Regions from separate parts of the Homo sapiens genome. Here all the other regions are linked to region 1. The links are chromatin contacts, found by Hi-C or POLR2A ChIA-PET in ENCODE. All regions are on one chromosome and are shown on one strand. Each heading gives the region's core, a stretch centred on a gene start or an enhancer-like site at or near the end of the contact. The rest is flanking DNA. Distances are from core to core; before and after follow the strand shown.

Region 1 (2,700 bases), core at 145-2,644:
TGCCTGATTTACAGTGAGTGATCATTGTTAGCTGTCATAATTTTTTCAGGCTTATGTGATCCTTATGTCTTGAATGGTTTAGCTGTGGCCCTAGCTGGAGACTAGAGGATAAACTGAGACTCCTCGTCAAATCATAAACCTAGTTGGTGGCTGGGCAGAGATTTCTTGCATCATCTGTTGTAACCCTTTCTTCTTATAACCACCTAGTTTCTGCCCACCTTTGAGGAGGGGTATTTGGGATAACTTTTTGTAAATTGATGGTAAATGCAAATATAGTAATGTCAACTTTAGATCAGTGACAAAATTTTAACTTGCTTCTCCACTAAATCGAGACTGAAAAACCTCAAAACCTATGGACAAGATGTTTTTCAAAACTCCACTTCGGTTTACAGGTGTGTGCTTGGGGCAACCAAAACAAAGATTACTGCGATGATGGCAGCCACCCAGGCTCAGATAAAAGAGGCGCCTCTCAGCGTGCTTTGCGGTGCCAGCCCACCTGAGGTCAGACTCAATTCTCCCCACTTAGGGCAGGGATAACAGAGCCCCCGAGCCTGGGTTGGAAGTCCGTACTACCGTTTTCCTAGTCTTGGGCTTTGGGGTCAGCGGTCCTCCAGGCTTGCTCCGGTTTGGGTCCTGGGGTGACTGATGGCTGGGTGCGGACAGGTGGCCGCGGCACTGTCCCCATCGATTCACCACGCCGCTCTCGGCCCTAAGGGGCAACACTTCGCTCCGACTCTACCAAGTAAGTGTCCGGGGTGGGCAACCAGACGCAAAGCGCAGCGGGATCGGTTCCCGCCAGGGCTGCTCCCGCCGCCTCCGCGGACCCAGCCCCTCCCGCGCCGCGACTCGCCCAGCCTGGGGAGGAAGGGTCCGTCCAGGGCTCCCAGCCCCGCCGGGGGGAGGAGGAGGCGGCGGGACCCTGTCCCGGGGCTTCTTCCTGCTTCCCCCAGCCTCCACTCCCGCCGCCTTCCCGTCCGGTGGCTCCATTTTTCAGGCGCGTTCTCCTCAGGGAGAAGGCGTCCGTCCCCGAGCCTTCCCCTCGTAGTCCCCTGGGGGCCCCGCTCCCCATCCTCTAGGCTCTTGCAGCGCCCCCTCAGGCCGCCGCCCCAATCCCGCCCCCGGGCTCCGGCGGGGTACTGGGCGCAGGTCACCTCAGCGCGGGAGGCCGGCGCGGCGGCGGGTGGCTCCGAGAGGTGCCGCGCCCGCTCCCGGGGAAGGCGCTGTGGCGCGGGGCCGCCCCCTTGCGCCCCGGGCGCCGGCTGCGTCCCGGCCTCCTCCTCCTCTTCCTCCGCCCTCCTTGGCTGGGAAAGTGGGAGGCGGCGGCGGCGGCGTGGTGTGTGTGCGCGCGTGAGGGGGGCAGCAGAGAGGAGTCTCCCGGTGCCGCCGCGGCGTCAGAGACACTGCGAGCGGCGAGCGCGGTGGGGCCGCATCTGCATCAGCCGCCGCAGCCGCTGCGGGGCCGCGAACAAAGAGGAGGAGCCGAGGCGCGAGGTAGGGCGCGCGGCCGGCGCGGGGTCGACGGGGACCCAGCGTCGGCGGACCCCTAGCCGCGGAGAAGGCGGTGGTCTCGACATTCCCCCATCCCCGCCCTGGGTCGGTCTCTCTCTCCCCTCGCCCTCGGGTCCCCGTGGGCCGGGAATCAGGACCTGCGGAAGCGGAGCAGCCCGCGGCCTCTGCCTTCTCCGGGCAGGAAGCTGCCAGGGCTCCGTGCCGCGGTCTCCCCGGGCGCAGCCCAGCACCCCCTGCTTCCCGGATGGCGCGGTCTCTCTGGGGACTGTCGCCTTATCTTGGCTGGGCTAGAAAGCTGCTTCCCCGTGGCACTCTGTGGGGCTGAGTTTCGCAACTTAAGCCTGCGCATTTATTTTTAAGTCCTTGAAAACTTCCCGCAGTCGTGTAGAGGGATTTGTGTCCCCGGCCTGAGCTAAAGGGAGGCGGAGATGAGGGAGGCTGTAGGGTGAGATCCCCACGCCGGGACCGGCCGGGCCGCAGCCCCAGGCCGCGACCGGCTCCTGCCGGGTGCCGCCGACACCTGGCCCCGGGGTGTGTCTGCGGCGAGCGGCCGCCGCGCCTCCCTGCGGGCTTGGGAGTACCTGTGCTTGGCGCCGTGGGAGCGGGGGTGCAGCCCTGGGGCTCCCCCGCTCCGGCTTTGTCAAGAACAGCTGTTAATGCTCCCAGCCAAATCTTTTTACTCCCGTTCTCCTGGGCATTCACTTTTACATTTATTTTGGCGGTGGGGGGAGAGCGGCGCAGTAAGTGGCTTGCTTTTTCCTGAATGGCCTCATTTTCATATGCCCACAGTTTCCAGTCCAACCTTCCATTGTCGAATTCTTTTGGTGATAATTTTGCCAGCTTTTCTGAATGGGATTAGGACAGGCCGTTCAGAAATGTGTTTCAGAGTTTATCAACTACTGCCCTGAAGGGCGCTTTTCTGTTTTAGCTGCTTTCAAGCAAATCTGTGTCTTTTAGAATTGTCAACCTTCAGCTCTTTTTGGTTGGGCAAAATTAAACAGTTCTATTTTTAATAACAGCGAAGAAACATATGTATTTAATATTGGGATCATTTACCACGAGCGATTACATGAGGCATGGTTTCTTAAACGCTAAAGTGGCTTAAAAAAGGGAATTTAGTTGGATATAAAAGTAAATTTCAGGTAGAGGAAACTTTCAATGGCCTCTGTCAGCTTCTCCTATGAGTTGAAG
Region 2 (2,700 bases), core at 117-2,616, 41 kb after region 1:
CTGGGAAGGTAAGTAGCCTTCCTATGCCCTAGCACCGGTGGCCTTTTCGTTACATTTTAGCACCTCACAGGAGTGGACCAAGACACTGTTTTTCAACCTTTTGAGCCTATTGTTTATACTTGAGGGCTATAAACTTAAAAAATAATTGTCATTTTAATAGAATTTTTTAGAGGGGGACTCAGTAATTTTTTTTTTTTTTTTTTTTTGAGGTGGTTTCTCACTCTGTCATCTACGCTGGAGTGCAATGGCACGATCTCAGCTCACTGCAACCTCTGCCTCCTGGGTTCAAATGATTCTCCTTCAGCTTCCTGAGTAGCTGGGACTACAGGTGTGTGCCACCACGCCCAGCTAATTTGTGTATTTTTAGTAGAGATGGAGTTTCACCATGTTGGCCAGGCTGGTCTTGAACTCCTGACCTCAGGTGATCTGCCCATCTTGGCCTCCCAAAGTGATGGGAATACAGGTGTGAGTCACTGCGCCCACGTGGAATCAGTGATATTTGAATAATTGATACTTAATATTTTTAGCTTTGAGATTTTTTATTTTAGATTGAAATATTTCTATTTTTTATAGAAAAACAAATGAAAACTAAAGGAAATTTCCCATCTCTTTAGAATTAACCTTAATTCCTTTTAATTGAGTATTTATTACTCTGTATGAAGGAAAAAACATTTTGAAATGCTTTTCATAAATCTGTCTCTTGCTTATGTGTAGTGGATGGGGCATCCACGGCTCTATTTGAGGGTCAGTATTTTGAATCAGATACATTTGGATTCTTTATAAACATGGGTAGGTTCATTTAGCTGTGCACCATTTAAAGTCATATTGAATTAAACATTGTTTTTTATTTTATTTTTATTTTTGAGACAGAGTCTCATTTAGTGGCCCAGGCTGGAGCAGCGTGATCTTGGCTCACTGCAGCCTCCGCCCCTGGGTTCAAGCAGTCTCCTGCCTCGGCCTCCCGAGTAGCTGGGATTACAGGCATGCACCACCACGCCTGGCTAATTTTTGTATTTATAGTAGAGACTGGGTTTCACCATGTTGACCAGGCTAGTCTCGAACTCCTGACCTCAAGTGATCCACCCGTCTCCACCTCCTAAAGTGTTGGGATTACAGGCATGAGCCACCTCGCCTGGCCAAGCATTGTTTTTTAAAGGACCCACTCATGTAAATACAATTAGAGACAGCAGGAGCCTTTTCATATTTGTGTTGTTTCAAGTAGATTTTAATTGTAGTTGCAATTTGGCATTGATTTGACATTTGATATTTGAAATGCCTTTCATCCGTCGTATACTCTCAGGAGCATAAAGTGGGGCTGGTTTTGTTCCCAGTTGTGATGAGTAAGCTGTGGGGCTTACTCATGAGTAATACTCTGTGGAGATATGCTCTACATTAGTATTCACTTCTCACTTTCTTGCCTCAGCCCAGGTTATTTATAGGGATGTTAGGAAAACGTTCTGAAAACAGTGATGTTAAACAAAGTTAGAGGACTTTTAACACTTAGTATGCATTGTGACCCTCTAAAAGAGAGGCATGGTATACGTCCTTTTCCAAATGTATGTGGCCACCGAATAGGTTTTTTTTTTGGGTGGGGGGGTGGTATACCAATTTATGTTTCCAGGTGTTCTAAGGAACACAATTTGGGACACAAAAAAAAAGACATCATGTGTTGTACAATAAAGTATTATATTTAGATTGCTGTTTTGAAGAGTCAGAAAATTCTTCCTCTGATTGTTATTAAAGAAGGTGACCTACAAAAGTATTGGAGAATTGGGTTAAGTTTGACAAAAGAACTGTTTTTAATTAAATTCAAATGTTAATTATTCTAGGTAAGTCTCAATAAAAAAGGAATTATAAAGATGAGTTCAGTTTTCCACAAGCCACTGCACTCCAGCCTGGGCCGCAGAACAAGATCCTGTCTCAAAACAGAAAACAAAAAGCAAAACAAAACTCTTAAGTATGATTATATTACGTATCAAACCCTGTAAACTAAAAGAGCTCTTTCCTGGTGAGACTGTCATGCCTTTTTTTAAAAAAATAAATCAGGTTAAGCTGTTTTCAGGTTTGCACTCTTGGAACCATCTGGAATTTGTTTGTTTGTTTGTTTGTTTTTCGAAGAACAGAATTTTTTTTGTTTTTTTAAAGTAAAATTCTAACATTACAAAATTATAGGAGACACTTGTGGAAGTATTCATTAGAATTAGTCTAGAATTATCAAATTAGGGCAGGGAAATCTAAAAAACTTTTGGGTATGGGTGTGGTATATGTCTGTGAGTCTGTATGAAAAATAAAATAGAAAGTGTACTGATGGATGATTCCATGCTGCAGTAGGCAGACTAATGTGTCATTCCCTTTCCCTCCCCTCAAGATGTTTACATCCTAATCCCCAGAGCCGTGTGTTATTACATGGCAAAGAGTTAAGGTTGCTAATCAGCTGACCTGGAGAGGAGATGATGATCCTGGGTTATTTGGATGAGTCCAGTGTAATCACTGGGGCTTTTAGAAGTGGAATAGCGAGGCAGAAGACAAGGTCCGAGTGATGTTATGTGATGAGGAACTCAACCTCCTGTTGAAGATGGAGGAAGGGGCCCCAAGGCAAGTGATGCAGGCAGCCTCTGGAAGCTGGAAAAGGCAAGAAAACAGATTTTTCCCCTAGAACCTCCAGAAAAAAAACACAGCGCTGCCAACACCTTGATTTTA
Region 3 (2,700 bases), core at 67-2,566, 44 kb before region 1:
GTGGAGGGTTAACAATCAGAGGAAAATCGATCCATCAACCCTCATCCCTTCCTGCTATGGGATGAAAAACACTTTCAATTACTGTGTCCCCTGGGAAGCACAGAATTCAAAAAAATGTAAGCATCACATAAATTAGAAGTCATATTAAAATTACCTTTCACCCTTTCAAACATCCAGACTGAACTGGACCTCAAAGCCTTCAGAAGCTACTTCCTCCCTTGGGATAAGCAAGTGGCAGCAGCAGCGGCTGTCAAGTGCTTCAAAGGGCTGGGCTGAGATAAGGGCCAGGGATGTCTCAAACTACACCAGTCTGTCGTCAAGGAAAAGCAAGGACCTGGAGGCACCAATTGACTCTTTGCAGCAAGGAAGGGCCAGGGCTGGACTTCTGGGGCAACACGACATTTTTCAACTGGCCTTTGGGGGAAACAAAAATTTCTTTGCCCTTTTCTAAGACCAGGGAAGCTAAGTTTCACTGTCTATTTTCCCTGGGATTTCTTCAAGAAATAATGTGCTGCAGGCATTGTGCAGCCTGCTTTATGGGGCCTCAATCTAGAAGCAGGGCCACAAATAGGATAGAACTACACAGCCACAGGGGATGGGAGAGAAAAACTGCAAAGAATCATGCAGTATAAACAGGATCTTTCTTGCATAAGCAAAAATGTTCCTGTGGATTCCCTTTCCCAGAGATGATTAAGTCTTATCTCATGGCAAAATAATTCCTTTCTCCATATCTGTTTGGGCAGCGCTATGAAAATAAGTCAAACTAAACTATTGGCATGATCGTATTAGTCTTACTCTCAGAGAATATTTATTCTGAGAGCTATCAGTTGTCTTGCTCATTATCTATTTGGGTAAATTTCAAGAAATTATTCCATCTATTATTTCTTTTTGTACTTTCTGATGTCTTCCTTTGATATTTAGGAAAATAATTTATTTACAAACAGGAATGGTTTGCAAATAGCTTTTGTTCTAAAAGAAAAACTTCCAGTACAGGCTGTAAATCAAGATGATCAGATGCACTGTTTTCCAGAGATGAATCTCCAGATTTTAAATGTTTGGGGGACTTTATATAGAGCTTTCAAACCCTGAAGAATATATCTTCACCTCACATCTATCTTTAGAGTTGGAAGGGTGAAGACACTTGTCTATAAAAAATGAAATGAGATCCTTGGGAATTTGATGTCAGGGGGTCTCCAGGAGAGTACACTGAGCAGCGGGAACGCGAGCATTTGAGTCACATGTTCAGGCAATGAGTCCGAGGGTGTTTGGCTGCAATTCAAGTGAGCATGGCGCTGGCCTGGAGCCAGAATCATGAGCTGCAGAAACCATTTGCACTTTGGACTGCCGGGAAAGTGCCGGTGGATTTTGGAGCATGCACATACAGGTTACCTCTGCAGAGCTCACGAACTCTCTCCCTGAATTCCTGAATCACAAGCTCTTTTTTACTATTCAGTTAATTTAGTCATAGTCCCATTTCTGTGCTTCAATTTTTAACAGAAGACTTGGAACAATACTTATATTCCTATACTTCACTTAAGGGAAATATTTGAAGGGATTTTATTAATTTATGAGCTGAAAAACCATATAAACTGTTTAATAGTTCCTTGAATAAGACTTGAAGTACCAAGGTGACATTTTCCAGGCATTAGAAACTTGACAAGCAAGTCCTCTGGTTTTGATATGTCTTTGTTTTACCACATCATGAAGGGACAAAGGAGCAGGGTGTTTAAAAAACTGTTGTTATTTAATTTCTTTGTGCTTACCTGTTTATTGGAGATGATAACACAGAACCTTCCTAGGTTGGGGTGAGGATCACACATATGCCAACAACATCTGGCAGATGGTGGGCAGTCAGTAAATATTAGGTTCCTTTCTTTACCCCAAAGTTGACCTGAAAGCTCTGAAATATGTTATTCCAGGCCATTCATTAACTATCAAATAAAAACCAATGATTTCTTAGAACACCAGAAATGTCTAAGAGCACAAGGATAACCCTCCTCATGGGTTCAGGATCATGAGGCAAACTGAGGAATATTTTAAAACTATAAAGTATATAAATAATACAAGAATAAAAAGACAATCCAGTTATTCAGAATAAACAGAGACCTTCTATAACTACACCACAAAAAGACCAATAACTCAATTTAAAAATGGGCAAAGGATCTGAATAGACATTTCTCCAAAAAAGGTGGCTGACAAGCACATGAAAATATGTTCATCATCACTGCCCATCCGGGACATTGACATCAAAATCACAAAGAGATACCATTTCACATCCACTACGATGGCTGCAATTTAAACATAGATAATAAGTGTTGGCAAGGGTGCGGATAAATTGGTACCCTCATACACTGCAGATGGGAATATGAAATGGTGCAGGCACTTAGGTAGACAGTGTAACATTTCCTCAAAAGGTTAAACATAGAGTTACCACATGACTCAGCAATCTCACTCCAGGTATACACCTAAGAGAAATGAAAACCTGTCTGAATCTGCATAACAGCAATACTCATAATAGCTAAAAAAATAGAAACAAGCCAAGTGTCTATCAACTGATAAATGGATAAACAAAATATGATATAGCCATACAATGGAATATTATTCAGCAACAAAAATAATGAGGTACTGATACAACATAGGTGAACCTTAAAAATATTATACTAAGTCAAAGAAACCGGTAACAAAAGGCCACATATTATG

What was found. Hi-C counts contacts between places; a loop is a spot of excess contacts on that map. ChIA-PET counts read pairs that join two places held with the same protein, here RNA polymerase II (POLR2A). Pooled maps may share reads with other maps.
Region 2: a loop to region 1 is called in a map of mammary epithelial cell, with 6 times the contacts of the local background. The contact joins the enhancer-like site here to the promoter of SH3RF1 in region 1. A Hi-C loop is called at or near these places in 16 of 168 maps with a recorded cell type or tissue (B cell, Calu3, GM12878 and 13 more), 17 of 37 single-sample maps with no recorded cell type and 18 of 50 pooled maps. POLR2A ChIA-PET finds 5 or more read pairs at or near these places in 10 of 52 experiments (A673, AG04450, BJ and 7 more).
Region 3: a map of heart left ventricle shows a loop between it and region 1 (5-fold over the local background). The contact joins the enhancer-like site here to the promoter of SH3RF1 in region 1. A Hi-C loop is called at or near these places in 11 of 168 maps with a recorded cell type or tissue (Caco-2, HepG2, IMR-90 and 5 more), 13 of 37 single-sample maps with no recorded cell type and 16 of 50 pooled maps. POLR2A ChIA-PET finds 5 or more read pairs at or near these places in 4 of 52 experiments (A549, Caco-2, IMR-90 and 1 more).

The regions. Positions count from the first base shown.
Region 1 is chr4:169,269,650-169,272,349 of GRCh38, reverse strand. SH3RF1 (SH3 domain containing ring finger 1) reads left to right here and starts at 1,394. Exons shown (of 12, transcript NM_020870.4): 1 at 1,394-1,491. RefSeq lists silencers at 764-913, 954-1,713, 1,954-2,173.
Region 2 is chr4:169,228,362-169,231,061 of GRCh38, reverse strand. The region is part of intron 2 of SH3RF1 (SH3 domain containing ring finger 1); the gene reads left to right. Among named protein-coding and RNA genes, the nearest start is that of SH3RF1, 41 kb to the left of the region's middle. RefSeq lists an enhancer at 900-1,579. Within about 2 kb of position 1,366, at least 9 of the 41 ENCODE cell types and tissues checked have a DNase peak (open chromatin) inside an H3K27ac peak, as active enhancers do; they include HCT116, PC-3, PC-9 and 3 more, where a contact is called at or near this core.
Region 3 is chr4:169,313,672-169,316,371 of GRCh38, reverse strand. The region is part of intron 2 of LOC105377529 (a long non-coding RNA gene); the gene reads left to right. Among named protein-coding and RNA genes, the nearest start is that of SH3RF1, 44 kb to the right of the region's middle. Within about 2 kb of position 1,316, at least 6 of the 41 ENCODE cell types and tissues checked have a DNase peak (open chromatin) inside an H3K27ac peak, as active enhancers do.